4 separate regions of the Homo sapiens genome follow, and regions 2, 3 and 4 are each linked to region 1. The links are chromatin loops, found by intact Hi-C in ENCODE. Cell type or tissue: B cell. All regions are shown on one strand.

The links. Hi-C counts contacts between places; a loop is a spot of excess contacts. Peaks named below come from ENCODE experiments on the same cell type or tissue, not always from the same donor. Only the 100,000 strongest peaks of a DNase experiment are listed, where the experiment ranks them.
Region 2: it touches region 1 in a loop (21-fold over the local background); 10 of 110 quality-filtered maps call a loop at or near these places.
Region 3: it touches region 1 in a loop (14-fold over the local background); 80 of 110 quality-filtered maps call a loop at or near these places.
Region 4: it touches region 1 in a loop (2.8-fold over the local background); 4 of 110 quality-filtered maps call a loop at or near these places.

The regions. Positions count from the first base shown.
Region 1 is chr4:153,640,364-153,648,363 of GRCh38, reverse strand. It overlaps the pseudogene LOC100419170. Among named protein-coding and RNA genes, the nearest start is that of TLR2, 40 kb to the left of the region's middle. RefSeq lists a silencer at 4,680-4,749 and an enhancer at 7,632-8,000. In B cell, CTCF peaks have their summits at 2,951, 4,547 and 4,747 (motif pointing right); a DNase peak (open chromatin) is centred at 4,793; H3K27ac peaks cover 263 bases.
Region 2 is chr4:153,079,702-153,087,701 of GRCh38, reverse strand. No RefSeq gene overlaps it. Among named protein-coding and RNA genes, the nearest start is that of TRIM2, 120 kb to the left of the region's middle. RefSeq lists an enhancer at 2,414-2,473. In B cell, CTCF peaks have their summits at 2,341 (motif pointing right), 3,888 and 4,091 (motif pointing left); DNase peaks (open chromatin) are centred at 2,341, 4,091 and 5,191; H3K4me3 peaks cover 325 bases; H3K27ac peaks cover 582 bases.
Region 3 is chr4:153,746,624-153,754,623 of GRCh38, reverse strand. RNF175 (ring finger protein 175) reads left to right here. Exons shown (of 9, transcript NM_173662.4): 2 at 3,149-3,186; 3 at 5,838-5,979. Among named protein-coding and RNA genes, the nearest start is that of RNF175, 9.4 kb to the left of the region's middle. RefSeq lists a silencer at 4,153-4,447. In B cell, CTCF peaks have their summits at 4,005 and 4,209 (motif pointing right); a DNase peak (open chromatin) is centred at 4,233; H3K27me3 peaks cover 629 bases.
Region 4 is chr4:153,219,497-153,227,496 of GRCh38, reverse strand. All of the region lies in intron 1 of TRIM2 (tripartite motif containing 2), which reads right to left. Among named protein-coding and RNA genes, the nearest start is that of TRIM2, 19 kb to the right of the region's middle. RefSeq lists a silencer at 4,384-4,573 and enhancers at 4,964-5,293, 5,089-5,590. In B cell, no CTCF peak of the experiment used is centred here; DNase peaks (open chromatin) are centred at 4,236, 4,446, 4,576 and 4,866; H3K4me3 peaks cover 2,022 bases; H3K27ac peaks cover 1,217 bases; H3K27me3 peaks cover 551 bases.

The DNA.
Region 1 (8,000 bases):
CAGCTTTCCCAGTGCTTTGAGGCTGTCTCATGCTCAAAAGCTAGAATAACATCCCCTGGTTTTTTTGAACATCCTTCTCATCTTAGCCCCTGCATAAAATCATGAGCTGCAAGACTGCCTCAGCCTTTATCACATCTCCCAACACAACCTGATTGACACTTTCACTTCCCACTGGGAAGCCAGCATTTTACCTCCAAGATAACCACCACGTGTTTCACCAAGTTTTGCTTCAGAATTAAGCCGATGATGAGCCCTTTCATGGCTACACAGATTTCAGGCTTACCAGTTACTCTGGCAAACTATTTTTGAATAGCCGTCCAGCAGTTCACATGTATTTGTTCCTATTATCTTACGTTTTATTTTCTCTGAAATAAAAGCAAAAATAGGCAGTACACACCATGTTTGTAAAGCCAGCTTACTAGGATCCTAGTACTCTCCAGTAGCTGTGCTACAAATCTAGTTTCCCTAATAATGAAAGCATGGAAGACCAAGTGCCGGGTACTACAGTGAATTGGCACTCACTTTTGAAGAACACCCAACAGATAGCCAAAGTGGTGGAGCTTCAAGTCAGGCTTCTTTCTGCTGGGACTGCAGAGCTACTTTCTCTAGAATGAGGACCAGGTCCTACCTGCAGCTCTGAAGTTTAGAGAACAGAGTCTTTCCAACTGGATAAAAAATAAAGGAAAGCTTCTCCAAAATTGTATAGGTGTGTTTAAACATAAGTAGCACTCAGCAGTATGCCTATAATTTCTTTTCAGGACACATAGAAGCTTCCATTTCCCAGCCTCCTTCCCCCTTGAGTGGGACCACACGACCATTTCAGGCCAATGTGCTGTAAGCAGAAGAGAGGTACTGTGTATCACCACTGGGCCAAGCATAGAATAGGTGGGCTGCATACTCCTCGTGCTTTCTGCTGTAGTTGAAAACAGGGAGACCTCTTGTCTCCCTGTGATGCCACAGTCACAAGAGTCAAGTGACCTGAATTGCTGATTCACACCAGGGGACAGTTGCCCTGGACCATCATCTGTGCCTGTTAAGGGAATAAGTTGTTACTACAGCATAACCTAGTGCCATAGTTTGAATGTGTCTCCCAGATATTCATGTGTTAGAGACTGAATCCCAAATGCAACAGCACTGGGAAGTGAGGTCTAATGGGAGGTGTTTAGGCCATGAGGGCTCCGCCCTTAAGAATAGATTAATGCCATTATGAAAAGCACTCTCTGGAATGGGTTCTCTCTCTTGTGCTCTTGCCCTTCTGCCTTCTGCCATGTGATGAGACAGCAAGAAGGCCCTCACCAGATGAGAGTGCCTTGATCTTGGACTTCTCAGTCTCCAGAACTGCAAGAAAATTTCTGTTTTTTAGAAGTTAGTCAGTCTGTGGTATTCTGTTATAGCAGCACAAAATGAACTAAGACATCTAGCTTATCCCAGCAAATACAAAAGCAATTCTGGGTTTTTCAATCAACAACTTGACCCATTATTTTGACCTAGTGATTTTTTTTAACAATGAAATAAGGTAGGCAAACAAGTTATTGTCTTCTCTTTATTAGCACTATAGATCTAGAATACACAATGAACTTGGGAACCTGGCCTAACCCAGTACTACTATTTCTTTGGTTGCAGGAATTTGTTTTAATATTGAATTATAGAATGAATGGTCATATTTCACCCCACTCTTATAGCCTACTCAATCCCAAAGTCACAGTGCTGAGTCTGTTACTTCAATCATTTTGAGGTTTTAAATAAATTCTATATCTATAGTGAATGAACAAACATCTAATTAGCTAGATGAAAGGATACTGGTTAAAGTTTTTGTTTTCTGTTTTGCTTTTAGTTTCTAAAGTAATAGCTTTCCTTTAAAAATAACTGCTTGAAATCCAAATACATTCCATCTTACTGACTTCCTCTCTGTACTCCAGCAGAAGTATTAAATTGCTCAAATGTCTAGGGCACACAGAAATAATTATTTTGAAATGTCAGTTTTCGTTTCCATAAATATATGTATTTTAATAAGGCTGTATTTTAATGGTGACTTTTATAGTACTTGCCCACCATTTTGATTAATGGTAACTAGACTGTTGTGCATTTTGTATATTGGCTATACTTGTATGTAAAGACATTCTTATGTCCCTTTAATCCCAGCCCAAGTAATTACTACATACCTCATTTTATAGGTCTTCTATTAGGGAATGCTTACTGAAAGTTTCCCTTTGCCTTTGCCTTTAGATTATGTCCTTTTATAGTATAATGTACATTTTATCAGGACTTTAGCATTTGCTTTTAAGATACTTACTTTTTACCACTATTAAATAAAATACACTTTCCCTTAAGATTTAATTAAAAGTTTTGGGGGAGATGGATGTGATAGTAGTAACACATGCTTACAGCAGACAGTACCCCCCCTCCCCAGAAAAGAAAGATAAAAAAAAAAAGAAAATGAAAATCACTCAAAATTCTACACACCCAGTGGGGCATCACCCCACCCCACATGCAGTACAGGATCACACTGTTTATAAACTTTGTATTCTACTTCTTTCATCGCCTATGTTATTCTCTTACAATGATTTTTAGAGGCTTCCTAGTACTCCAACATTTGTTTGTTCTATAACTTAAGTATTTTCCTGTTTTGGAACATTTATTTCCAACTCATTACTATTTTAAACACTGTACTGTATATGCTCTTACATCATTTGTAATAGGCAGAATTATAATTCCTGCCCCAAAGGGGTCCACATCCTAATACCTGGAACCCCTGAATATGTGACTCTACATAATAAAATATGTGATTAAATTAAGAACCTTAAGATGGGCCCAGTCTAATCACAGGAGTCCTTAAAATAAGTGAACCTTTCCCAGCTGTGGTCAGAGAAAAGGATGTGAGATGGAAGAAAGGTCAGGGAGATGCTGCGTTCCTGGCTCTGACAACAGAGGAAGAGGCCACAAGCCAAGGAATGTGGATGGCCTCTAGGAGCTAGAAAAGGCCAGGACAGAAACAGACTGCCCCCTAGAGCCTCCAGAAAGGAATGCAGCCCTGCCACAGCTTGATTTTAGCCCAGGGAGATAGGTGTCAGATTTCTGATATACAAAACTAAGTTTGTGTTGTTTTAAGCCACTAAGTTTGTGAGAATTTTTTATGGTAGCAATAGAAAATTAATACCTTGTTTTTGTTTTTTAATTTGGTCATTCTTGAAATCAAAGAGAAACCTTCATTTTCAACAAAACTGCCTAGAAAAGATGGTTCATTGATCCACTATGAGCAAATCTTTCACAACATACAGCACCAAAATATAAATTTAAAAAATTAAACACACATCCTACCCCTCACACACACACATATCTCCCAAAGGCCACATGACCTAGATGAAAGGAGAAAAAAAAGCAAACTCAATACCCTCACACAAAAGTAGTCTTTGAATCAGGATTTATAAATGTATATGTTTTTTCCTATGAGTAAAGCAAACAGAAGAAAAACAAAAAATCAAAGGAGGTTGGGCACATAGCTCAAGCCTGTAATCCCAGCACTTTGGGAGGCCAAGGCAGGAGAATCACTCGAGCCCAGGAGTTCAAGACCAACCTAGGCAACAAAGTGAGACCCCATGTCTCTACAGTAAGAATACAAAAATTAGCCGAGTATGGTGGTGCATGCCTGTAGTCCTAGCTACTCAGAGGCTGAGGTGGGAAGATCACTTGAGCCCAGGAATTTGAGACCAGCCTAGGCAATATAGTAAGACTCTGTCTCTATAAGAAATAAGGAATTAGCTGGGTGTGGTGGCACATTCTTGTGATCCCAGCTACTTGGGAGGCTGAGGTGGGAGGATTACTCGAGCCCTGGAGGTTGAGTCTGCAGTGAGCCAAAATTGTGCTGCTGCACTCCAGCCTAGGCAACAGAGTGAGACCCTGTCCTTTAAAAAAAAAAAAAGCTGGGCTGAGGGGGCCCACCAAAGGGGTAAGGAAAAACTTATAGATGAAGGCCTCACAAGACTTAATACATAGACAGCATCACTGTGCATTATCTCAGACTTTTTCACAAGGTATTCAATCCTGCCTGTCATTCTTTATATTCAGGAAATACTAAAGTAAGAAAAGTGATTTTTTCTTTTCTTTTCTTTTTTTTTTGAGATGGAGTCTCACTCTGTCACCCAAGCTGGAGTGCAATGGCGCAATCTTGGCCAACTGCAACCTCTGCCTTCCGGGTTGAAGCAATTCTCCTGCTTCAGCTTCCCGAGTAGCTGGGATTACAGGCATGCACCACCACAGCCAGCTAAGTTTTGTATTTTAGTACAGACGAGGTTTCACTATGTTGTCCAGGAGGGTCTCAAACTCCTGACCTCAAGTGATCTGCCCGCCTTAGCCTCCCAAAGTGCTGGAATTACAAGCGTGAGCCACCATGCCTGGTCGATTAACTTTTAATAGACCATGCATTTAGGTTAATTATTTCTCTGGTTAAAAGCACTCCACAAAAATAGAGTTAGAAATAAATTTTAAAAGGAGGTGTATTTCTTTTTCTTGTTTGATAATATTTTATTGATTATAATGTTTTCTTGGTTTTTGCTTGTCTTTTATATAGAATAAACAGTTTAGCTTGGACTTGTGTAATAACATAATAAAATGTAAAAATTGACGCTATTAAAGGACTTAAACAATAAAATGATGGAAAGTAGTAGGTAGATTCTGCATGATAAGAAGCATATCCACAGCTCTGAATAGCTGAGCAAGTCTACAGGACTTTTCCTATGTTCATATTAATCACTAGGGGGCAACATAGACTATACCTTTAATAATCACATATCACAGTCAGATTGCGGATACAGGAAGTGAAAGCAGAGACATGAGTGGCAGAAGTCAGGAAGATAAAAGCTGCAACTAAAATCATCAGTTAATTTTGTGAACTGCATGAAACCATCAGTAACCAGTTATTTTAGTAGGATAACCTACTGAGTGAAGTCTTAGGAGCTTTCTCTTTTTATTTTTTATTTATATTTTTTTGTAGAGACAAAGTCTCCCTATGTTGCCCAGGCTGGTCTCCAACTCCTGGCCTCAAGCAATCCTCCCACCTCACCCTCTCAAGTAAAAGATTTTTCTTTTAATTTTTGAAGGAAATCAAGTAGACATGATCATTGTGCTCTGAAAGTCATGCACAGAATCATGTAGCGCATTAAAAAGTCATGAAAAATGGAATCCTTTTTTTTTTTTATCAAGCATACCTATCAATTACACATCAGTACAATCACTTTTTTTCTGTCCAGAGTGCCCAATCAATGTATCAATGTGGCCTTGTTTTAGTTTCCTTTTTTTTTTTTTTTTTTTTTTTAAAGAGATAGGGTCTCACTTTGTTGCCCAGACTGGTCTCAAACTCCTGGCCTCAAGTTATCCTCCCACCATGGCCTCCCAAATCACTGGAATTATAGGTGTGAGCTACCGCACAGCCAGTTTTGTTCTTTACATTGTATAATATACATGACATGAGTCATGTCATCCTTGCTCAGCTTCAAAAAACATGAAGGAAGCTTCCAAATGGGGAAAGAGCCAGTAATGGAGGGAAAATAAAACACCACCTTAGGAATTGTGTTTTTGATTTTCATACTTACTAGTAATTTTTTAAATATGTTTATATCTACCCAATGTTTTGGTTGTATGTGTTTTAATTATTAAATGCTATAAATCTATTTTGGGAGAAAGTTAGTTACAATAATGAATGCATTTAAAAAAACACTAATACCTAATTGTTGTGCATATCTTTTGCTATTTTCCTTAGAAGTTACTTCCTGGAAGTTCTTAAGGTGCATGACATATATGGCCAACCAATTTATAATCCCATCCCACAATGTATAAAAGTGCCTGCCTCACTTGCCCCCACCAGTACTGAGGCCCAATTTTATATTTTTCCTGTTGTTTCATGTTCTTTCATTTAAATTGACCATAGCAATTTTATGGAACAATAATGTTACCGAAACACCAGTTCAGTCTAGGCCCCATTGCTCACCAGAGAGGCAATCGCTAAGATGACAAGCGTTGCCAGGGAAGAAGCCTTTATTGCATTACGGGTGATGTCAGCCGAAGAAACAGAAGCCAAACCTCCAATCCGTTCCTTCCCCAAGCCTAAAGTTAAGGATTTATATAGCAAGGAAGGAAAACAGGCGGGGCAAGGGAGCAGACAGTTGAATGAGGAGTCTAGTGTCTCATTGTAACCACTGTGGGGAAATGGGAATTAGAGAGGGGTAAGGAAGAGGAGTCGGTCAGCAGGTAGCAGTGCGTTTCACTGTAAGTTCTCAAGCTTCAGTTCTATGGGCACCCCGCTTGTGGGAAAATTTGGTCAGTTTCAATAAGAGTAGTCAATTAGGGGTGCTATGTGCCAAACACCATCCAAACGCTAATTCATTAAACTTCACAACTGCATGAGGTATGTTGCTATTATCATCCCCGTTTTACAGAAGAGGAAACTGAGGCACGGAGAGGTTAAGTATGTGGTGAAGCTGGAGTTAGAATCCAGGCAGCCTGGCCCCAAAGAATATGCTGTTTAATGGAGCCTCTACTAAAATGGAAAGTTCTAGAAACCAGCAGTGGTTTTTCTCCCCGCCTCCTTTATTACTCAGGTGGTTCTCATTTCCCCCAGCATGAGCATAATCCAGTGTGTAATAATCATCACGTGGATGTCTATACATGGTGACTGGTGTGTGAAAGTTCACATTGTAAGGACTGTAGTCCTGTCTTTGCCTGTGGTACTTCGTCTCACAACCATAGGATAATTGAAATATTCTCTAGTAATTAAAACTCACTTCTGGCCGGGCAAGGTGGCTCACGCCCGTAATCCCAACACTCTGAGAGGGTGAGGAGGGCAGATCACTTGAGCCCAGGAGTTCAAGACCAGCCTGGCAACATGGCAAAACCCCGTCTCTACAAAAAATACAGAAATAAAAAATTAGCCGGACGTGATGGCTTGCACCTGTAATCCCAGCTACTTGGGAGGCTGAGATGGGAAGATCACTTAAGCCCAGGAGTTGGAGGCTGCAGTGAGCCATGATCACACCACTACACTCCACCCTGGGCAACAGAGTGAGACTCTGTCTCAGAAAAAACGACTCGTTTCTTTAACCACTGGGTAATTGTATCCTTCCCCATACTTTTTCCTTCACACACACTACTGTACACCAGATACCACCATGAGTACTAGAGACAACACTCAGACAAGCAGACAAGGCTGTATTAGTTGTGATACTGCAACACAGATCCCCAACAGTAGTTCAAACAAGACAATCTATTTCTCTTCCATTTCACAGTCCCCGGGGCAGGAGCCCAGGGCTTAGAATGGCAAGGGCCTCTCTGGTTTAGAAGGCCCAGGTACTTACCTTGTTGCTCTTCTCTAACCTGGAGCAGGGGTCGGCAAACTTTCTGTAAAGGGCCAGAGAGTAATTATTTTAGGCTGTGCCTGCCAAAACTCTGTATTTGCAGGTAACTGAGTGTTTGTGTTCTAATACAATTTTATTCAAAAAGCAGGCCACAGGCCATAATCTGCTGATCCTTCCCCTATAGCAGTGCTCCTTAGGCTTTGATGTGCATACAAATCACCTGAGGAACTTGACGAAATGAGAATTCAGGTGCAGTAAATCTGCATTTCTAACAAGCCCTGGGATGAAGTCAAAGCAGTGGACAGACCACTCTTTTAGCAAGGCCCTAGTGTGCTGTCCTCATCAGCCCCCAGTCTACTGAGTATTTCTCCCAGTGGATAGAGGGAAAGGGAAGGGCACACCCCTTCCTTAGAGTTGACCTATCACTTCTGCTCACATGCAACGCAGTCCCACCTGGGTACAGGGGAGGCAGAAAAATAGTCTGCAAGCTGAGAAGCAGGCACGCAGCTAAAGCGTCTCTTCCCATCATGAAACCCACCTGCTCACATTCTTGTCCACACACATTCCAAAGGGCGAAGCGTTCCTGCTCCAGTTCATGCTTAGACCTAAGCTTGAGCCTTGGTTCCTGGCGCCTAGCAGTCTCCTACTGCCAGC
Region 2 (8,000 bases), 560 kb after region 1:
TGACACCCCGCTTCATCTCTTCCTGCTGCTAGCTCACGTCGGGATTTTGTCATTGACTGCCCAGTTTACTGAAAGAACCTTCTTCCATTTCTCCGCTCCCTTCAGCCTCCATACTATTGCCACTACGATTGCTCTAGAAATGGTGTTGGCCTAGTTAGTCTCTTATGGAAACTCTTGACACCATTCCATGGCCTTCGGAATAAAATTGAACTCCTTCTCTTAAGCCCTCATGTCCTCCCTGCTCTGAGACCTGCCTACCTCTCCAAACCTCCTCTGGCAGCTGCCTACACATTTCCTTGCCTCAGTCATCCAGAATGAGCCCCAAACACATCATGATTTTTATCCCTTTGCCAAGATCTCTTTCTGCCAAGTGCATCCTCCCTACCTTCCTCTCCTTTCACTTGTTAATTTCTTGGCCTCTAACTCTGTTGCTAAGAGTCAGTAACCTGGGAGGCCTTCCCTGACTCTTCCGCCTCTCTCTGTGCCTGGGAGTGCCTCTGTGCTGACTTTATCTCACTGTGTGGTTGACACCAACTGCAGTGCATCATAAGCACCTAGAGAATATAGACTGTAAGATCCCTGTGGGCAGGGCTGTGCATTATTCATCAGTGCTTGACATGGTGTTTGGCACAAATTATATGCTTAATAAGTATTATTGATTAAATGGATCTACAGCCAGGAAGAAATGGAGTGAAGGCATCATACCCATGATGCCAAATGCAGTTCCAGACACCATGAAGCCATCTTCTCTCTCCATCACTCTCCCATTTTACCCTGTTTCTCCCTTTTTCTCCCCAACTCACCATAGGCACCAGCGTCATCAGCAGGCCCGAGAACATGCTGGGGTTGGGCAATGGCATAGGAAGGGGAATGTTCTAGAAAGTTGTGTTTGTCTCTTTACTTCCATCTACATTTCTATTAACCCCATTCATATTGGATATTGTGTGAGAACCACTTTAAAAGGCAAAGAAGAGCAGAGACCGGGGTTGGGAGAGGAGAGGAGAGGAGAGGAGAGGAGAGGAGAGGAGAGGAGAAAAAACAACAACAACAAAAAACATCACACTTTTTTTGGTAATACCATTAGAAATACAGTATTATAAATGAGCAACCTCTTCAAATTGAGAGAAGCAGAGTTGAATATAAATCACCCAAATATTTTTGGGTGCATATGCATAAGCCGTTGGCTGTGCATGTTCCTCTATGTTCTAAGATCCAGTTCCACCCTGCTCTGTGCCCTGGGAGGAAGGCATCCATAAGCTGCATCAGTTGGGCTCCTTACTCCCTAGCTCTGACTTAGATCATGACCATAGGACACACACCATTAGTAAATTAAAGAGAAGGGGGAGAAAGTCGAGGTATTTGTTTCTTTTTCTCTCTCCTTGTCTCCTTAGCTCCTGGCAAGGCTCACCTGTCCTATTTTCAACAGAACTGCCAGTCCAGTCTCAAACAGGATAAAGGTGTCCACACTTACTTAAAGAATACAGCATCTACAGGAGTACCTGGTCTTTCTAATGTCATTGTTACAAAAACAGAGGCAGCCAGGGAGATTTCTACTGCAAGGGTTCCCAGCTGGTCTTCTGAGCTATTGTGGATAGTGTAAAATGAGACTTTCTCTTTTTCCAGCTCCTCTCTCCTGAGACAGGGGCCACTTCTGACCTCTGCTCACGCCCCTTCCCCTTCCTTCATCTAACAAACATTTTTAGAATACCCAACACATTCAATCTATGACAATGAATTTGAGCCATGTTGGCACCAAAATGTCATTTGCACTCTTCCTTCACTCAGTAACCAAAGTCTAATGTTCCATTCAAAAGCAAAATATCTTTCACGCTTTCTTCAGTGGTCTTTGGAGTCCTCACTCCTACTTTCAGATCTAAATGGGGAATGTAAGGAGTGTCACCCATTGTAGGGGGCATTACAAATACAGTTAAATAGCTCCAGAGTGAAGACAGAGTCATCTAGAGATGTGTCCCTTACCAGGGTCAGGCACAGGACTAAGCACTTCCACATCACCACCTAATTTAATCTGTTTAAAAACCCTTGAGGTAAGGAGCATGATTTCCCTCATTTCATAGATAAGGAAAGTGATTACTGAGAAGTTATGAAACTCCTCCAAGGTTACACTAGTTCCTGACTGCCAAGCCAGGATTCAGACACTAAGACGCCAGAATGCTTGCTCTTAACCACCGTACTCTACCACTCTGAGAGCTCAGACAAGCCTGCCATCATCTCTAAGCCTGAATTTCCTCCAGTGAAAATGACAGCACAAGATTGAATCACTTAGAAAGTCCCTCTTGCTCCAAACCCGGGCAGTTCTCCTCAGGAGGCTGCTTTACCTCCATCTACCACCAGGTGGCGGGCAGCCAGCCGTGCAAACGGGTTGCTTGGGCTGCAGGGCGAAGACCTATTATCCCCCTCAACCCTGTCTGACTGTGGCGTGGGAATGGAGTGGAAACTTGTTCCCAGTAGTAATTGGTGTCGAGCCACAAAACTTCTAAGGTGGCAGAGTCAAGAGTTTAACCAGTTGGTCGAATGCCTATGGGCATGTATTTCCATCAGCTGCAGCTGCTACTGCTTAGTTGACAAGTAACACAGGAGACCCTGGGATCTCACACCACCAGTTCCTGGCGGCTCTGTTCCTGCAAATGGTGTGTTGGAACCAACATTCAAAGTAACTACAGGTAAAGAAGTAGGTGCATGGCATCCCAAGGTGGATGTTGTTGATCAGCAAAGGACTGAACTGCTGCCAATAGCAACACGAACCCACTCCCTGAAGCCCCAGTGAGGCCTCTAACTGGTAGCGCCCAGTTGGATGTGTGAAAATAAGAATGAACTGAACTTGGCCTGGGAAGATGAAGACACGGTTTGTGACAGATGCACAGCCCGGGGCTGGCTTCCCATCGATCCAGCTTTTGAGCCCACAGATGGCATCTTCAGGGAGACGTCACGGAACCATGGATGGTGTTGCCACATGCATGCTCTGACAACCTCAACCAAATGAGAAGGAGCAGGGGCTGTCCTCAGTGTGTTGACTCTTCCCTGCTGGTGGGGTCAGGGACATCCTGGCCACCCCAGCAGAGGCCTGCCTCGTTCTCACACTCTGAGATTAAACCCTGAGGGTGGAAATGAGACAGTGATGCCTCAGGACTTGGGAAATGAAGGGTAAAAGTGGCGATGGGTTCTTCTAGTCCTCTGCCTAAGGGTGAGTGTGTGAGTGTGTGTGTGCATGCAGACTAAATAATAAAACTGGGTGACTGCCCCACATCAAACGTTGCCATGGAGAGAAAGTGAAATGCAGGGAGGTGAGCAGGACTATTTCACCGGGGTACAAGGATTCCAAATTCCAAAGGCATTGTTCTTACCTCTCCCCATACTGCACTGCAAACTCACAGCCGCTCTCCAGATTTTGGAAACGTCTGTGGGGAGATCGAGTCATTTCATTAAACTCATGAAGTGAGAAGTTTTACCTGTCGTAATTCTGGCTAAGTTCAGTCTTTTGGAAAAGCAGTAAAAGATGTTTGCTAAGGAAAATAAAATTATAAAGGTCACTATGTTCATTTAAAACTGAGTTTTCCAAATTAAATTCCTGTTTTCTTAGTGAAAGAGAAAAAAAACCCAATATTGGTCTCCGAAAGAGAATTAAAAAAAAGTTAAACTGAAGTGATTTATTTAGAAACCCAGTGTAAAGAATGAAGCATTTATCTCCCCCTAAAGCAAGGTCACCCAAACCCTCTGAGAGCTAGAAGTCAGCTATGAATCCAGCATCAGCATGCTTGTTGGGAGCAATTAGCACTGAGTCAGGTCCGCATGCATGTTGGGAGCTGATACGACCTTAATTGTTGCATCCCACTGTGTGAAGAAATAAGCACTTATATTAGCTCTAGGTCAATGACTGTGGCTCCCCCACATTTATGAGCTTGGAGTCTTGTCAGGCTGAACAAATAAAATAATACTTGTGGCTCCTTTGGTCCCAGCATCTTCCCAGGGATTGACTGTTCTTCCCGTGAAATGTCAGCTTTCATCAGCAAAGAGAACAAAGCAAGCCAGAATATTAGCTTGAGGAGGACTAAGGCACCATCTGGTGGCCGTTTACTATAAATCTTTGCCTCAGATGCAAATTCCTCGCACAAAGGAGCCCTGCCTTCTGATCTGTAGGCTGCCCGGAAGCAGTCGGCCTGACCTGGGAAAGCTGGAGAATACCCACACTTCCACAGCACAGCAGGCTTCTTTTAAAGGTTTGTCCCAGTGTAAAGTCCTCAGCCCCAAGTTTTATAACAACATCCTCACCACGAAGCCCAGAGAGGGAGCACCCCCTGAGGTCTTCACAGCTTGAGAAAAAGAAAGAGCCATTTGGGCTGTAACATTTTAGAAGGTTCTTGAAAGGAAAAGATGCCCAAGAAATCCTACTTTTTTTCCTCATGAATATTCTGCAGTACATAGAAAAAATATGAAGATCCTGCCTGTCCGGTTACTCTTCTCATTTAAAACCTTCTTAATTGACTAAAGAGCATTTTTACAAGACAAGTGCATTACAGACTTACCCTTCCCCAAGTGCAACCTCTCCCCTTGGGCTCCCTGACCACAGACTGGCCTTTGTCCTCCCTGACAGATGGCAATGACTAAAGTGACCCCAACTTGACATTTTTCAATAAGCAACCACAGAGCAAGGCCATCACTAAGCAAAATTCCCAAGTGAGTGAAGTTCTTCCCTGAAGTCCCTTCTCCCCACTCCAGCCGCCCGTATCCATCCCCTTCACCCCCTTCTCTCCCCAGCCCCGCTATTGACCCATCCTGACCGAGGTGTGGGGGTGTGTCTCAATTCTGGAAAGTCTTGCTTGCTAGGATGAAATGCTCTCTCAGAGGATTTCCACATTACCAGGGAGGGGCTCTGTAAAACCTGTATGAGCCAAAGGATAGAGTTTCCAATCATGTCATCTGGGGAGGGGGTGACAAGTTGTGACACATGACTCTGGGGAGTAGACCCTGCTTGAAGCCCCTGAATGTGGAGAGCCACAGCTTTGCCTGCTGGTAAGGCTGGCCCTACAGAGAGGAGCCCTAAGACCCTGAGCTTCACACCCAATGAATGAACGCGCTTCTTCCTGGTGCCGGCCCCGTGCCCATGGCTCTCGTCTGCATGAGCGAAGAAACTTTACCACTTCTGTCTCCTGCTGTGGTTGGTAGAGCTGTGTTTAGACTTGCCTGGTCTGAAATAAATAGTCGGGCACTTCTCAGAAACGGGCAGTTCACACTAATTAACAGGAAGAAGATGAAACAGGAACCCAGCTCAGAAGAGCTGTTCACCTCACAGATCGAGTAACCTGGTGCAGGAGGGGGCCGGGGTGTGGAGGAAGGAATGGGTGCCACTGAGAGGAAAAGTTTTCTCAGCACGAATTGGCTTGGGTTTCCTTGTTTGGGGCTAGAAAGGGGAGAAAGGAGGACAACTGCTTATCACTCACTTGCCTGGACACTATATTTAACGCTAGAGGGCTCACCAATGAACCCCCATTTGCAAAGGTCAAAGGATGGCACCACTCATCAGTTTGCTGTTTCAAGAGGCCGAATGCAGCTGGACTCCAGTTAATAAGGAGAAAGAGCAGAGTTACACACAGGGTACTGCAGGACTGTTTTGTTTGTTTGTTTGTTTGTTTTTAGCTGGAGTAATCTCTAAGTGCCCAAGGAGAGGCATCCTGGAGGCCACTTGTTGTGCTGCAGCCTTCTGGAATGCAGAGGCCACTGCCACAGACTGGCTCAGAGAGAGGACAAGGGGAAGACCCCACAGTGTGGAGCACTCCATTACCTGGGGCCGGTCCAGGACTCCCCCCCGCTCTGACCTCATGACTTCTCAGATGTCAAGTACTCCCCATAAGCCAGGGAAGTGAGAGTTCATCAATTGTACTCAGCCACTGGAAAGGTTTGACAGAAAAATTACGAGGTATTAGCACCGAGGCACCACCTTGGGAACAGAAACACAACTGGAGGAGAGGTCAGGAGAACCAGAGTGTGGTGGGTTGACTTGTGCACCGCCCCCGCCAAATATATATTGGCTTTCTGGGAGCTCAGCCCTCAAAATGGGACTATTTGGACATAGAGTCTTTACAGAGGTAATCAAGTTAAAAAGAGGTCATGAGGGGGCCCCTAGTCCAACTTGACTGATGCCCTTGTAAAAGGGGAAATTTACAGGAAGAATGCCATGTGAGCATGAAGTTGTCCATCCGTAAGCCAAGGAGAGAGGCCTGGAACAGAGCCTTGCCTCATAACTCTCAGGAGGAAGAACCCTTGGACTGGTATCCTCCAGAACTGAGAGGCAAGACATCGCTGCTGTTTAAGCCAGCAGGATGTGGTATTTCATGATGGCAGCCCTCACAATAGCATACGCAGGGTCTGTGTCTTTGCATAGGTCCCTCCACTGCTCTGGATAATTAGAAGTTCAACCAGACACATTCAGAATCCCTTGCAGCCCAACACTCTGACTTTCTAGCCGCCGGGCCTGGAATAACAACGGGGAGCATCTGGCCCCCTCAGAACCTAAAGAGTTGACAGACTGAGCCCTGCTTTTGTGCAACACATCCCAAATCACCACATTCCAAAGGCAGCTGAGCCTAGAGATGGGCTGGGAATTACTGCCTGGTTCTGAAGCGTTGTTTAAAATAGTATAGAGCTAAATTTGAAACTCATTTAAAATAAGTCAGTAAATCAGTTAAAGAGTTATCTTTCTTTACAAGCCTTGGTCCTCCTCCAGCCATGCTGGCCTTCAGGTTCAGGGTGCATTGTTCGTATGTGCTATTATTGGATGGTAGTAATAAAGAAGCCCATGCATCTGAATGCATCTTGCTAATCACATTCTCTATTACCGCCTCTTTCCACAGCTGCTACCATCAATTGTGTTTGGTTTTGCCTGGGAATAGGCATGTGTTTGGTGAACTCTGAGTGTGTTTGGGTTGCAGGTATAGTGCTTGTTGGATGAGGAGGTGCAGGAGGGGAGTGGTGAGGGTGGACACCAAGGTTGGCACATGACAGCAAGCTGGGGATGTTTTGGAGGGTCTATGGATTCCTGCAGATGCCTTCTCCTATGAATACTTTTCATAGTATCTTGCAAAGGAAAGAATCTTTTCCTTTGCAAGATGTCTATGAAACTGGCAGCAGCTATGGAAGCCAGACCTGAAATTTAACAGATCAATTAAATACCTTGTTTTGACATTTTGGTACCAAGGTTGGCAAGACCACTCCAGGAATGGGTCTAATTGGGAAGAGTCCTGAGCTCTCCTTATCCAGACACTTCCTGGTGTGTAACTGCTCACACCGGTGCCAGAACTCAGAAAAGGGATCCTGGGCACAGAAAAAGCCATACCTGAGGCTGACCTAAGGTAGCTTCACACTCCTGGCTGCTGCTGCTGCTACTGGTGCTGGGGTAAGCCTCTAATGTGGCAGGAAAAGGGAGGGAGGGGGAGAGGGAAAGGGGGAGACGGGAGGCAGGCTCCTTTGAGGTGGTTCCATCTGTGCTGAGTGACTAAAATGAGGGTGATGTAATAAATAATCTGCAGACTTCCAACTGCTATAATTCTGTGTGAATAATTCTGATAATGACCCTTTACTCAGCAAGGGTGGCATCCAGATAAGCAGATTGCTAGAGCCTTCCTGTCAGCTTATGTTAACAGCGCATTCAATTGCCATCTGACATGATGTAACACACCACCGTGACGGACATGTCCCTGTTGGGCCTGCTGGGCCACCGGAGAAATGATGAAACGAGAACCTGTCTACATGGAGGGAGAGCCACCCCACAAAGTGCTCAGGGCTTATTCACTTCCTCTGTGCTCCCAGGGCAATTCCTTCCTCTCCTTCCTTTGGGTGAGCACCTGGTGCCCACCCACACTTCCCAGGCCAAGGGAAGGTCAGATGGACAGAGGCTTCAGTCTTAAGCAGGGGGAGTTCAAGGTTTGTTTCCGGTAAGCGGTCTGTGTGAAGGGGACAGAAGTTGTCATGACAAAATGGCTGGGCTG
Region 3 (8,000 bases), 110 kb before region 1:
ATCTGCAAATACCCTATTGCCAGATAAGATCACATTCACAGGTACTGGGGGTTAGGACTCAAACATATCTTTTGGGAGGACACAATTCAACTCACTACGGTGCCTAAACCAGGGATGTGGACTGACCCCACTGACTCCCAAGGAAGCTGTGGTAGATAGGATCTCCCACCACACATCTCACTTTTCAGACTCGGGATTTCCAAGCAGTTCCAAGCTGCTCCCAGACTACCTCACTGCAGTTAATTGAGGAGCCTGGTCAGCCAAGATCCCACTTAGATGGTTTGGGATGGCCAAATTTCAAAACTTTATCTCCAGTTTCCCAGAGCACAGGCTATTCTTTTTCTTCTCCCCAACCTGCCAGTCCCCTGGGGTGTCAGCCCTACATCATCTCTCTCCAATCAAGGTCTACTCACTCAATCAGTTACCAGACTTTCATAATTTTTTTTTTTTTTTTGAGACGGAGTCTTGCTCTGTCACCCAGGCTGGAGTGCAGTGGCGCGATCTCAGCTCACTGCAAGTTCCACCTCCCGGGTTCACACCATTCTCCTACCGCATCCTCCTGAGTAGCTGGGACTACAGGCGCCTACAACCACGCCAGGCTAATTTTTTGTATTTTTAGTAGAGACGGGATTTCACCATGTTAGCCAGGATGGTCTCTATCTCCTGACCTCGTGATACGCCCGCCTCGGCCTCCCAAAGTGCTGGGATTACAGGTGTGAGCCACCACGCCCAGCCTCAAAATATTTTCTTAAGAGACAGAAAAGACACCAGGCACAGTGGCTCACGCCTGTAATCCCAGCACTTTGAGAGGTCGAGGTGGGCGGATCACCTGAGGTCAGGAGTTGGAGACCAGCCTGGCCAACATGGCGAAACCCCGTCTCTACTAAAAATAGAAAAATTTAGCTGGGCATGGTGGCGAGTGCCTGTAGTCCCAGCTACTCAAGAGGCTAAGGCAGGAGAATCGCTTGAACCCGGGAGGCAGAGGTTGCAGTGAGCTGAGATCGCACCATTGCACTCTAGCCTGGGCGACAAAAGCAAGACTCCACCTCGGGAAAAAAAAAAAGAGAGAGAGAGAGAGAGAAAAGATAAAAACACAGTTATTTTGTGTTTCAGGGTTTGAGATGTCCAGGGTCCTCTAAAGCAAGGCAGGGCCCCTGCAGCCGGATCTAGAGGTGATGCTGCCAGGGAGGATGGTGCTAGGGCTCTCTAGACTCAGATGAGGGCTGCCAGTGTCCTCTACTCTCCCTCCACATGCCTGGTGCCTCTTGGCCTGTGCCTCCGGTTTAGCCACTAGTATTCTGCTAGTGTGGGGGCCACCAAACCTTAAACTGACTTTCAGTGAACCTTCTGTTACTAACCCCGGTTGCATCCCCCACTTCTAGACGCCCTAGGAGCCCGCAATCCACAGCCCTCCTGAGGGTCTTAGCACACACATTCTGCTCTGCACTGCCCGCATGCTGGTGGGCTTCGGTGTCTTTTGCCCTGTGGTGTCCCAGTGTCCCTTTCCGCTGGCCCATCTGCTGGTCAGTTTCAGAATTGGCTGCTCTGGACTCCTCTCTCATTCTCCTTGGACTTGGAGGTTTATGTCCTTTTGCTATTGTTCTAGTGGTGTTTGGGGAGGGAGAGGAGGTAAGTGCACTTTTTTTATTTACCGTGTTTCAATAGAAGTCCTCATTTTTACTTTTTTTTTAAACACAGTTATTACTAGTGAGTTTGAACACCTTTCCATAAATTTATTTGTCATTTGTATATCTCAATTCGTGAATTTCTCATTCATGTACTTTGCCCTTTTGGACTGTCTCTTTTTGATTAAATTATAAAAACCCTTTTTACATATGCTTATTAGTTTTTTGCCCCTCACATATGTTATGCTTTCCCCAGTTCAATTTGTCTTTCAAATATTGAGGACTATAATGTATTTTATTTTAAATGTCCTCAAAATCTGTCATTTTTTAACTTTATAATTTCTGGGCTCTACATTATACTTAAAAATGCCTTTTCCACTGCAGAATTATAAACATGTTTACCCATGTTTTCTTCTAGTACTTTTAAGGTTTTCTTTCTCACATTTAAGAGAGAACAAGGCTTTGGATGAAATAGAAAAGTATAAGTTTAGGCAATATTTGCACAATGCCAGGACCTTTCTGGGTGATGCCAGGAAAGAAGTGGGTGGCACAGGGGGTAATACTGGCAACTTCTCCATGGCTCCCTGCCCCCAGGTGATCCCACCAGGTGGGTCCCTAATATTCAAATGGAGGTCACAACATCTGGGCTCAAGTGTTGAGTTCCAGGAGTGAAGCAAGCCTCAGGTAGTCAAGGTGCATGAGTCTCCTCCTTTGTTCCACAGGTCCCTTTCTGCTAACTTCTGCTTTGGGGGCAAAAACATTGGTTGTCTATGCTCTTCTGTGCTCTCCACCAAAGTTACACGATTACGTCTTTCCAATGATTGGCCTTAAAGGTTTCAAATGACCAAATGTAGTGGGTTAGCAATAATCTAGAAAAGGTAGTCCATGGGTGGACTCTGCAGGTCATCCAAAAAGCATGGTTCTGGAGACGATGTCTGTGCTTTCCAGCTCAATTTGTAAGGGCACAAGCCCAGATTACTCCCTTCCCTGGGGTCAGTAATGATGCCTTCTTAACAAGAGAGTACAAGAATGCTCCAAATCAACGGAGCCTCTGCTCAGCTCTGTCTCTGAAACTTTGAACTTGGAAATGATATTTACTCACTGACATTGGAGATATTTACTCACTGCAATCATTTAAGATACCAGCAAAACAGATGGTTTTTAGGGATGCTCAGACTCACACTTCATATCCTAGAAGCCAGAGTAGCATGGCCTATTGGGAGACCACTCTCTGTAACTTTGACTGATTTGCCAAAACAAAACCACAGAAATGGAGCCTCATCTGATTCTCTGATCCAGGAACAGGATCAAATATTTATTAATAGTGACCTGATTACTCTTTTTTTGTTTGTGTTGTTTTAGTTCTGTAAGCAAATTATTTTACTAGGACTTTTATCCCAAATTATTCAAATACTATGTGACATTGTTATTTTTCATGGTCTGGGTTTCCCATATATTGCTTTCACAGAAAAACCAAGAAAATAAGGACATTTTTTGATAAGGGCCCTTTTTATGTTTTTCAGCTCTCTCATACAAAGCTTTCTGCAGAAGACACATGGAAGTAAGTAATTAGTATTTTTTAAGAGTTGTTTTGCTAAAAATTAGATTTTTATCTTAACAGTTGAGAAAATGAATGAAGTCATCATTTTATTTGTAAATTTTCCAGGATAGAGAAGATGGGGTAGGATACACAAATACTACAGACCAAAATGCATGGATTTCATCTGTTTTCTACAGCATGATCTGTAGAAAAAGATCATGCAGTCCCACAAAGGTGGATTAATATATCCTTCAAAATATGGCTGTGTCAAGTTACTATTTATTTTAGGCACAAGATACACTGGTTTTGTTCCTATACCATTGCCCCTGTGTTCTGGTGCATACTGTAGGGCCATTGGGCCCTGTGAGCACCACATGAAGTGAAATAAGAATGAAAAGCTCCTCCTTTTTTGTATTACAGGAGTCAATTTTGGATATATTCCTACTCAAAAAGGAAAATACTTACTACATTTGTACACCAATATATACTTTTCAAAGTACTTCAACATAGGCTAACCAATTTGAGATGCATTTTTATTATAGATTAATCTCATATAACAGATTAATAGATTAATCTCATAAAGCATATTTTATTTTATATCTATGCAAATCCTATTTTAGACTGATGATGAAGTCACTCTTTTATCTATATGCCGTAAGTTCAAAGTCTGTTAATTATATAGAATATTAAACAGCTATTTTAGATTTGGAGCTGTATAAACCACAACTAAGCACTTGTATTCTTTTCATTTTTCTTCCCATATCTTCAGGGGAACAAGTTTGTTTTTTTGCTTGTTTGTTTAAATGAGCTTCTAGAAATCATTCCTGTCTCCTGAGCTCAGCTTCCAATAGAGAGACTAAGAGCCACGTAATTTTATTCAAGTTGCTTACCTGATATGGATTTCATCTTCGTCATTTGATAAATGAGGGAGATTCATTCCATCTATGGTAACTTCCAGCACTGACATTCTGAGAATCCCTCTCAAAGAAACTGAACTTGAGCAGTATTTACTGGGCTCTGTGGGCTGATTTCTACACCTTTTCCAGCAGGGGGCACCCTTGGGATTTGGATGAGACCCTTTTCTGAGGCATTCACTGCTCTTTGGAGTAGCTGTAGAAATGCTGGCAGAGGGAGAGAACCCAACCCACATACCCATCAAGTGCCTTTAAAAGGTCACTATCTCACGGCACAGACTGTTACCCTGTGGTGTTTTCTGGGTGGTACATTAGCTAACTGCATATTGTAACTAGACGTAAGTGGAAACTTAAGAGATTTTGTGACTGATGGTGCCACACTAGGGATGAAAGATAATGATAACCAGTATTTAGAAAGTAACTGACAGCATTCATGATTTTTCCCCATGTTCACTCATCTTGACCCTGGGCCTCTTTCTCTTCTGCTAGGCTTGTGGTTCTCAATCTTGGCTGCCCCTTAAAATCACATGGGATGCCTGAAAAATTCCTGATGTCACATCCCATTCTGCAAATCTGTATTAATTTGCTAGGAATACCATAACAAAATACCACAGAATAGGTGGCTTAAAAATCAGAAATTTATTTTCTCACAGTTCTGGAGGCTGAAAGTCCAAGATTAAGGTGCTGGCAGGTTTTGGTTGGCATGTTGAAGTACAGGGGATTAGGACATCAGTGTATGAATTTTGAGAGGGTGAAATTCAGCCCCCAACACCCAGAAATGGTCATCTAATTGATCTGGATATGGGGGGTTAAGATTTTTTTAAAGCTTCCCAGTGTTTCCTAACTTACAGACAAGGTCAAGAACGACTGCTCTAGGTTTTCATCGAGGCTACCCCAGAACGTTAAAAGAGATGACAAACTATTTTGTTGATTTTCTCTACAATTGTGCAAAACTAAGCATCCAGCTAAAATGGGAACATTCAGCCATCATGGGAATGTCTGTGCATGTCTAAGATAATACTTAAGCCTATTCTTTCTCTCTATTATAGTCCTGTAACAATTTATACAACTCATTCAGAAGCTTTCCATTGCCCCCTGGATAATATTCTCTCCTCTGGCATAAGCACCATCTGCAGGGTTTCCTTTTACTTGAAATAGTAGCAAATGATTTAAAATTACCAACGTTTGACTGTTTTTGACTTTCAAAAATTGAAGTTTCATATGATGCAGCTCAATAATAATTATTCCTTATATAGACACAAATAAAATAACATGTGCTTTATAGTCTTACAACAACCTTGTCAGTTACAGAAGGATGGTTATTTGAAATTTGCAAATGAGGAAACTGAGGCTCAGAGAGGATAAATGACTTCCCCAAGGTTGTGAGGCAATGAAGTGGCAGATCAGGGACTGGACCCCAGGTCTTCCTGGGGCTCATTACTTTTTTTAGCCCCATCACTTAACTTAAAAGACAAGGCTGAGGCCAACCACATGGGAAAGCAAAGGAACTGGTTTTGCTAAGAAAGTCAGGCTCCTCCTCCCAGCTGCTCCTTCTCCAGATCTAGGGAAAGGGAAGAAACCAAGAAAAACTTAGAAAAACTTTACAATCAAAGCTTACCAACCCTTATATTTGAAATCCCCTGTTGCTTTTTGTAAGCCAAACCTGTTTTTTGTTTTTTTGTTTTTTGTTTTTTGTTTTTTTTGCTAAATGCGCAAGGTTGAGGGCTTTTTCAGATGACCTCATTTTGCTGGTTCCAGCCTGCAGCAGGAGAGGATGTACAAGATGCACCGGGGCCACGATTCCATGCACGTGGAAATGATCTTGATCTTCCTCTGCGTTCTGGTCATTGCCCAGATAGTGCTGGTTCAGTGGAGACAGAGGCATGGCCGATCCTACAATGTGAGTCATCCCCGTGGCTGCTGGGAGCCTGCTCCAGCTTGTATCAGCTTGACTGTTTTTTTCCAGGACATGTTCTCCCTTGGTTAGCACTTTGAAGGAACTGCCTTGGTTTAAGTCAGTGGTTCTCAACCAAGTGCAATTTCACTCCCAGGAGACATTTGGCAATGTCTGGAAACATTTTTGACTGTCAAGACTTGTGGGGGGTGAAAAGGGGGAGGGGAGTTGCAACTGGCACCTGGTGGATAGAGGCCAGGGATGCTGGTAAACATCCTCCAATGCAGAACAGCTCCCCACAACAAAAATTATCTGGCCTAAAATGTCAATGGTGCCAAGACTGAAAAACCCTGGTTTAAGTAAACCAGTTTTCCCTTCATGCATGAACAACTTCTGCCAACAGTCCAGGAAAAGGAGGATTAGAATAGCCAAAAGAAATGGTTTAGGGTGTCTGCTATGGTTTGAATGTATCCCCCAAAGTTCTTGTGTTGGAGATTTAATCCCCAATGCAACAGTGCTGGGAGGTGGGGCCTAATAAGAGGCGATTTGGCCATAAGGGCTCTGCCCTTGTGAATGGATTAATGCCATTAATTATTGTGGGAGTGGGTTTATTATAAAAACATGAATGTGGACCCATTTTCTCTCTCATTCTCTCTTGCCCTCTCACCTTCTGCCATGAGATGACACAGCAAGAAGGCCCTTGCAAGATGCAAATCCCTCTGTCTTGTACTTTCTAGCCTCCAGACCATGAGGCAATACATTGCTGTTTATTATTTATTACCCAGTCTGTGGTATTCTGTTATAACAGCAGAAAACAGACTAAGAAAGAAAATTGATACGAAGAAGTGGGTCTGTTACTATAACAAATGCCTGAAAATGGGGAAGCAGCTTTGGAACTGTGTAATTGGGCAGAGGCTGGAAGAGTTTGAAGGAACAGGCTAGAAATAGCTGGTCTTGCTGTAATGGAGTATTAAAGGCAAGTCTGGTGAGGGCTCAGAAGAAGAAAAGAACTATAGAGAAAGGCTGAAACTTTTTAGCGATCACTTAAGTGGTCATGGTCAGAATGTTGGTAGAAATATGAACAATAGAAGCCATTATCCTGAGGTCTTAGACAGAAAATGAGGAACAAGGTATCGGAAGCTGGAGTAACGGCCATCCTCATTATAAAGTCACAAAGAACTTGGCTTAACTGTGTCCATGCTGGAGGGCTTTATGGAAGGCAGAGTTAAGAGCAATGAACCAGGATATCTGGTGAAAGAAATTTCTAAGCAATATATTGAAGGACCTGCATGGCTTCTTTTAACTGCATATAGTAAAATGAAAGAAGAGATAAATGATTTAAAGATGGAATTTATAAGTAAAAGAGAAACAATATAAAATTTGGAAAACTCACAGCCTGGCTACGTAAAGAATAAAAAGACTTGCAGTACAGCCAAGTGACCCTTTGATAAAGGGGATTAACACAGCTAGAAGGAAGCCAGGTGCAAGTAATCAAGACAACAGGAAAATGACCCTGAAGGCATTGCAGTGACCTTCAAGGATGCCCCTCCCATCACAAGCCCAGAGCTCTAGGAGAGTAGAATGGTTTGGGGTGACTCCCCATTGTACCCTACACAGGACCAGTGAGCAGGGCCACCTCAGGACTCTGCTCCTTGAATTCCAGCATCGTTCTCCTTGGCTGCTTCAGCTGTGGCTCCAGGGAGCCCAGGTGCAGCTCAACCTGTGGCTCTGGAAGGTACAAGCTATAAACGTTGGTGGTGCTAATTCTGTAGGCACATGCTGTGAGGCCATGGCAGCCTCCACTTAGATTTCAAAGGATGTTGCAGACAACCAGAGGGCCTAAGCAAAAACTTGTCTTGGGGCAGAGCTGCCACAGAGAGTGCCTAGGAGGACAACGCCAAGCAGAAGTGTGGAGTCACAGCCATAGCAGAGAGTCCTCACTAGGCCTAGGGGAGCCCTTCGGGGTGGGGATGCCCCCAAGTCCCAGAACTACACAACTACCAGCATGCAACTCCAGCCTAGGAGAG
Region 4 (8,000 bases), 420 kb after region 1:
TGTAGTCAGCAAAAGAGACAGTTCTGTCTTTGTGTAGTCTGAGAGGCTATTTTGGCGATTAAAGAGACCCGATCTCATCCTCTTAATTAAGGCAAAGCTCAAGCCTATCTACTATTCACTCTCAAGCAGTGTTTCTATGATGGGTTATTTTGGCGCTACCCAGGGCCACTGTTGAATTGTCTGGTAGCTGAGGAGAGGACATTTTAGGAATAGAACCGTGCACTGAACAAGAGTCTTGGGGTTAAGTAGCAAATGCCACTTCATCCAGGTAATGCTGAAAGAGCCTTTTACCAACACACCTTTCACTGCCAAAGGAAACAAATTTTAGGTTGGGGCCAACTTGATTCTCTCAGAAAGTGTTTGTAGCTGAACCACTGCAGAGGGTTCTACCACAGCCAGAGCTGATTTCCTCACTGAGGAAAGACTTGAGGAGCTCAGAGAACAGGAGGGAGAAGGATGCTCACTAATGCCTAAAGGTACCACCAGGACTTGAAAATTCCTTCAAGACTTGTTCTTTGCCTTTTAGGCTATTGTACTTTCCAGATCATAAGCAGGGGGCTCAGAACATAGTATTTGCTCAATAAATCCTTGTTGGCTAGCAGACTGGGGCATGGGCTTGAAAATTATCTTTCCTTTCTTCTACCTGATTGGGCAGAACATTCTAAAAGGAAACTTGTTCTAATCTTTCACATTTTTGGTCTTAGATCTCTCTTTTCAGGAGTCTTAATCTGAGAGGCTTTCCAATTTGTTTGCTTCCTGGTCCTCAAAGTCATCATCCCCGAAGGTCAGCAATGAGAGTACTAAAACGCTAGTCCTCATCCTAATGGGAGATAAGTAGGTCAGCAACTCTGTGCCTCTCTTAATATTTTAGGTTGGACCAATGACTGCATTAAACTAAAAAAGGCGTCCCTCAAACAGCAGACATTCTGAAACCTGAAAAACACTTACACTGAAGAGATGTCAGTTTAAAAGGGTATTCATCTCTCAAAACTCCAACTGCCTGCAGCATATTTCTACAAATTGCCCTTGTTCCAGAAGTCAGCATGTCTTAGGTTAGTTCGTTTTACTGCAGTTAAGACAGAAGCAAAACCTGTATCCACAGCTTCTATTTGAGCACTTCTAAACAGTCTTAAATTAATAAAGATGCTGACATATATGGTATTTATTTTAGACTCAAGAACACATTTTAGTCTCTTGGGCCAGCCCTTCTGCATAGACAAATTTCATCTACATATACAGTATATTATGAAAAAGGAAAATATTGAAAATTCTAGGGAGAGAATATTTCTGTTCAAGGATTAAGATGAGATTCAAAGGCAGGACATAGGCCAGGCACAGTGGCTCGAGCCTATAATTCCAGCACTTTGGGAGGCCAAAGCAGGAGGATTGCTTGAGGCCAGGAGCTCAAGGACAGCTTGGGCAACACAGTGAGCCACTGTCTCTACAAAAAATTTAAAAATTAGTCGGGTGTGGTGGCACATGCCTGTAGTCCCAGCTACTCGGGAGGCTGAGGTGGGAGAATAGCTTGAGCCCAGGAGTTGGAAGATGCTGTGAACCATGATTGTGCCACTGCACTGAAGTTTGGGTGACAAAGTCTCTAAAAAAATTAAAAAAGTAAAACCACAAACAACCAAAGGCAGGATATGCAAAAATAATATAGCGTTACATAGGAAATAACTATATTAGTAATACAAAATATTTGCCAACAAAAGCTCACTTTCTGAGATTTAATTTCCAGTAAACCCTCTAACCATACATAAAAGCTGAGTGTCTAGTAAATAGTGGCTCAAGGTCATGAAATTCACTCCCCTTAATTTCCTCTCTACCTATTTATCTCAAAGGTTGCACTTGCCAATTCTTTTAACCCTTAAACCAAATACTACCCATTTCAAAAGACCTGTCATTTTCTTCCAGAGAAAATACTAAATTAAACTCATAGGTGGACTTTTTCAGACATGCCAACTAACAGGTCAGGCTGAAGGTCTAAAATGTAAAAGTATAAGAAATAATGTTGGGACTAAGTATGATATTATGCCAGCCTTTGCCTCAAGCCTTTTAAGATAACATTCACAGAATAGCCTCTCAAACAGACATTCTAAGCAGGAAGTCTTTTCTCAAGAAACCAAAAAGGAAAACCATCATTGTTCCTGTCTTCATCATTAGTAGCAGCATCAAAAGCATTTGCCAGGTGCTGACCCGCCAGCATAAACTTTTAGTACCTGTACAAATCAAGCTAAAGCTGTCTTTGGGAATTTATAATCTAAGACATATTTGATATAAACCAAGCAGTGTCATTTTTCATGGAGTGGTGAAAGAAGGAGAAAGTTCTGATAATGTTATTGCACCAGGATTTCAGGGCTTCAAGATGTCATTTTCAAAGCTTCCTAGGGCCTTGCTATATTACCCCGTTGAGTTATCATCATTGAATAGGCCAAATTCTTACCAATCAGCACTAGGAGAGGTAGTGAGTAACTGCTGCTCAGAAAAGGCCAAGTAAACAGATCATTCCTGACACACAAAATAACTATCCAACCTCTTTCTAGAGTAGTCAATGGTCAGAAATTGAAAGGATAGAATTCAACCCAAGGACAGACTAAAGAAAAGGTCAGAGAATAAGATGTTAATTCTCACTGAGACTATCTAACCCATTTATATTTAGTGTCTTATAACAACTTCCTTCCATTTGTATTTAAATTTGAAGTAGAAATCAGGAAGCTGTGCAAGTCAGCATTAAAATGATGATGCAAGAAAAATATTCAAGATGTGAGTGTGATGCTTATTTTTGACAGATACAATGGAATTTCTAGTGGAGGATTTAATCGACATAGAATTTTCCAGGAAAATAAAGGCAGGAATTGGAAAAATGTTCTCAGGGAATACTGATAAGAGACAGTCATCTAAACAAACCTTGTCAGTGATGGTATCCTAGATTCCATGATCCAAAGTAGAGTTATGGTGGGTAGCTAAATGGGATTATACAGAAAAGGATAGAAAGAAAAGGGAGGCTGCCAGGAAAAGAATGAGTTAAAAGAATGAGTTAATGAGGGCAAATGGGATGTGGTGTTCTGTACCTAGCCCAGAACAGGCCAGATTACCTCACCTAGAAGACTTTTCATTAGTGTAGATGGCCCTGCCCAACTCAGCCCTAAGGGAATCCATATTTACCCTAAGGGAGAAGGGAGGTGGAGTTCATTTTAATTGATCCTTCATTGTTATATGAACCTAAGTTGGAAAGGGAAGGAAATGCAATGTGTATCACAAAGAATTTAATCAAGTACTTTCTATCTCTAGTTAAGGGTGAGGTAGTCAAAGCCTTCTGACTCACCCCTGCTCTTTTGTTTCTTGGAGCTGAAGGGCAGGTACCAGTTCTGCCAAAGATGAAATCAAGTGGAAATTTGAGAGGAAAGGTCACGTGGAGCTGGGAAGCAGTGGACCCAGCACAATACCTCCTCCCACCCCCTGGGAAAGGAACCCTCAATACAAGTTGTCAGGCAACAACTCTTAACTACATTCTAAAAATATTGATGTAAAATTTAATCTCCATTTTTAGAAGAAAACAATGAAAAAAGGCATAGATGTGCATACTGCTGCAAGAACAACCCCTCACACCCTAAGGGGCTAGCCTAATCTTTGGATGGCTGGAATTCTAAGTGCTCTAAAATTAACTCTTTAAAAGTCTTTGAATCTAAAGCTGTCTCTGTTCCATAAATTAAAGCTGGTGATTTCCCGGGAAAGCAAAGGGGCCTGGTGGAAGGCATCAGTTGCTCCATGGGGTTGGATTACAGGTCGGAACGAATTTGGGGTTCACAGAATGCTTTGGATCTGACAGGCATTTAGTGAGACGAACCGTCCTCCACACTCCCAGCTTTTTATCTACTTTGTCAGCGGCATGCAGCTTTCAACACCGGGCAAGTATTTTCAGAATACATACACCAACCAGAAAGAGCCCTGCAAACCCTCAAAAGTCACCATCTCCCTGCTCTAATAAGCCCGAACTGTAGTACGAGCTGGGGCAAAGAATAAAAGAGGAGGCTAAAGGAAGGAAAGTAGTTTTAGGAAAATGACCAAACATGTTTTTAAAGAAAAAGAGGAAGCCGATCTTTTCAAAATTACTACAGTCCTGCTTTCAGATTGCTCAGTATCTTTTTTTCTCTGCAAAATGACTTTGAAAGCTATCCTGCATGACGCGGGTGACTGAGGACGGCAGAGGTCCGCGACTCCCGGGAGAGCTCCGCGGGCAGGGCCTGGGAGCCGCGCGGCGTCCAGGTTCTGCTGCTCAGCGGCCCTGTTGCTGACAGCTCTGCGCCGCGCCGACCCACTGCACCCGCTCCAGGCCGGCTGCCAGCCCCGCAGCGCCCGTCCGGAAATGGACTCTGGGCAGGCTTCCCGCACGCTCCGGCCACCGGACCTTGCCCGGGCGGGAGGGTTCCCAGGGCACAGCCCGAGCCACGACTTACTACGAGACGGCGACTCGCTTCGCGGGAACAGCGCGCGCTCCGGAGTGGCCTGGGCCTCACCCCTCGGGCCTGGGCCTCGCTGCGCGCCCAGCCAGGGCCGAGGTGCCCTAGCTCACGACATCAGGCAGCGGGCAGGCGACCCAGGACTTCGCACCCGCTCCTCTCCGCCTCCTCCTTCCTCCCCCGCAGCCGCCCTTCTGCAGCCTCAGGCGATCTGAAGGTGAAACTGCTTTATCTAAGGCCGTTTTCTGAGCGAGCGGCTCAAGTAGTAAAAACAGACCAGAGGAGGAAAGTCGGCCTCCTGGCTGGACTCTGAATGGCTTTCACCGGGTGTCCTCGGCTCCAAATGGCTCTCTGGTCGGTCATTTCCATTCTGTGCTCAGGCCCAGAGCAGTAAGACATCTGTTTTCCATCAACCGCGAGGCAGAGGCAAATCCTGGATTAGATGTCGCCCGGCGCTCGCAGCATTTTCAGGCCCGGCACGACAGCTAATCCCCGCACAAAGAGCATGAAAACAAACACGCAAGTTGGTGCCCGGTTCCAGAAAGATTTCCCTGTGCGATGACTAAAGGCTCCTGCAGCCAGCCTCCAAGATGGGCCAATCGCAGCACAGCGGGGCAGGAAAAGGGGGTTGGCTCGGTTTTCAGGTCTCCTGAAAACGCATCCTCTTCCCCAGTCCCGTAAACACAAATGCAAACACTGTCCTTTCAGGGGAAGTGAGTTCAGCTTGACGGGGCTGAGAGAGCTGAAACGGGCCGGCCTCCATCATGACAGTTCATTATAAGCAAGCACAGCTCCTGAATGTGAGCGAAGAAAAAAAATCTCTGCGTTTCCTTCAAGTGAATGTTAACAAATGAGTCAAGTATGATACAATCAGTCCTGCAAATGATAAGTCATGACTGTCTCTTTAGGCCTTTTTACTCCGTAAAAGAAGTTGGAGTAGGGACCCTTCCTCTCTCTCTCTTTCTTTCCTTCCTTCCTTCCTCCCTCCCTTCCTCGCTCTTTCCTTCCTTCCTTGCTCTTTCCTTCCTTCTTTCCTTCCTTCCTCTCTCCCTTCCTTCCTTCCTCCCTTCCTCCCTCTTTCCTTCCTTCCTCACTCTTTCGTTCCTTTTCTCCCTCTCCCTCCCTCCCTTCCTTCCTCCCTCCTTCCTTCCTTCCTCCTTCCCTTCCTTCCTCTCTCTCTTCTTTCCTCGCGCTTTCCTTCCTTCCTTCATTTCCTCCCTCCCTCCCTTCCTTCCTCGCTCTTTCCTTCCTTTTCTTCTTTCCTTCCTTCCTTATTTCCTCCCTCCCTCCCTTCCTCACTCTTTCCTTCCTTCTTTTCTTCTTTCCTTCCTTCCTTCCTCCCTCCATCCTTCCTTCCTTACCTTCCTCCCTTCCTTCATCTGTCACAAGGCTGAGAATACAAAGCTTGAAAAAGCATGAGTCTACTTTCAAGGGCCTTATCTTCTTTGGGGGGCAGAGGGGAAGGTGGGGAGGGACGACCTACAATTTCAAAACACTATGAAATGATAGAAGTGTATGGACAGAGGGTTATAGGAACATAGAAGCAGGAAACGAAGAAAGGCCTCCCAGAGGAGGCTGCATTTGTTTGGTTTTTTTGTTTGTTTGTTTTGAGACAGGGTCTCGTTCTGTTGTCCAGACTGGAGTGCAGTGTCACAAACATGGCTCACTGCAGCCTTGACTTCCTGGGCTCAAGCGATCTTCACATCTCAGCCTCCCCAGTAATTGGGATTATAGGCACACCGCCACACTTGGACATTTCATATAAATGAAATCATATAATATGTGTGGGCTTTTGTGTCTGGCTTCTTTCACTCAGCAAAATTTTTTCAGTTTACTCAGGAATCCACGTAGCATGTGTCAGTACTTCATGACTTTTTATTGCCAAAGAATGTTATATTATATAAATACACCACATTTTGCTTATCTGTTTAACATTTGATAGACATTTGGATCGTTTCCACTGGTGGCTAGTATAAATAATGCTGCTATGAACATTTGAATGCAAGTTTTTGAGTTGACATATATTTTCATTTCTCTTGGGTATTTACCTAGGAGTGAAATCACTGGGTCATACGCTAATTCTATGTTTAACATTTTGAGGAACTGCCAGACTGTTTTCCAAAGCAGTTACACCATTTTACACTACCACAAGTAATGTATGAGGGTTTCAATTTCTTGGTGGGTGTGAAGTGGTATTTCATTATGGTTTTGCTTTGCATTTCCCTAATGACAAATAATGTTAAGTATCTTTTCATGTGCTTGTTGACCATTTGGGTATCTTCCTTGTAGAAATGCCTACTGAAATGTTTGCCCATTTAAAAAAATTTATTTTTAAAATTAGGGTTAAATATATATAACAAAACTTACTATTTGTTACATCAAAATGTATATATACTGTGAACAGTACATTTACATTGTTGCAAAACCAACACTATTTGCCCATTTTAAATTGTCCTTTTAAACTTGTCTTTTATTGTTGAGTTCTCACATTCTGGATGTGAGTTCCTTATCAGATGTGTGCTTTGAAAATATTTGTTCTTATTCTACGGGCTGTCCTTTCACTTTCTTGATGGTGTCCTAATAGTCTTTAATACATTTCTTTTACTTTCAGACTAACTAGAGTTAGTCTGTTGTCAGAAGCTAAGAACACTCACAGATGCACTGTGTCCTGTTAAATGCCATCCTTTTCTATAACAACCTGTCTCTCATCATATCTTCTATCCAATATTGCCTTAGAACTTTGATTTTTTTTTTCCTAAAGCTTTTCTCATTCTATCTGAATCCCACCTACGTCTTATATTTACTGGGCACAGACTCAAAGCATCAGCAGTCACCACCAACACAATTATGAGCAGTTACCAGTGGCCTTCCTATTTATTTCCCACTTCTAACCCAATTCTGGCTCAAAACCCTGCAGTCAAGGGCAATGAACTCCCCGTCTCTTAACTCCTTTTACACTGTTCCTCCCTTTCCTCAATTACATTGCCATAGCCACATGGGATCTTATGAGATCAACGTCCTATTTAATCTCTGGATCATCCTTAGTGCCCAGGACAGGGCTTTGCAAAATCCTGGATTACAATAAATGTGTATTAAATGGAAATGAATCTTGTGCTCTATTTCCTTCATTTTATTTTATTTTACTCATTTTATTTATTTTTATTTTTTCGAGACAGGATCTGACTCTGTCACCGAAGCTAGGGTGCAGTGGCACAACCTCGGCTCACTGCAACCTCTGCCTCCCAAGCTCAAGCCATCCTCCCACCTCAGCCTGCCGAGTAGCTGGGACCAGAGGCATGTGCCACCTCACTTGGCTAATTTTTATATTTTTCAGGGAGACAGGGTCTTACTTTGTTTCCCAGGCTGGTCTTGAACTCCTGAGCTCAAGTGATCCACCCATCTTGGCCTCCTAAAGTGTTGAGTTACAGGCGTAAGCTACCGTTCTAGGCCCATTTTTAAAATTCTAAAATAATATTTATGCAGTCCTTGATTTTAAACTTTTCTCTCAATGGCCACATGTGGAAGATGAGGGCCTGAAAC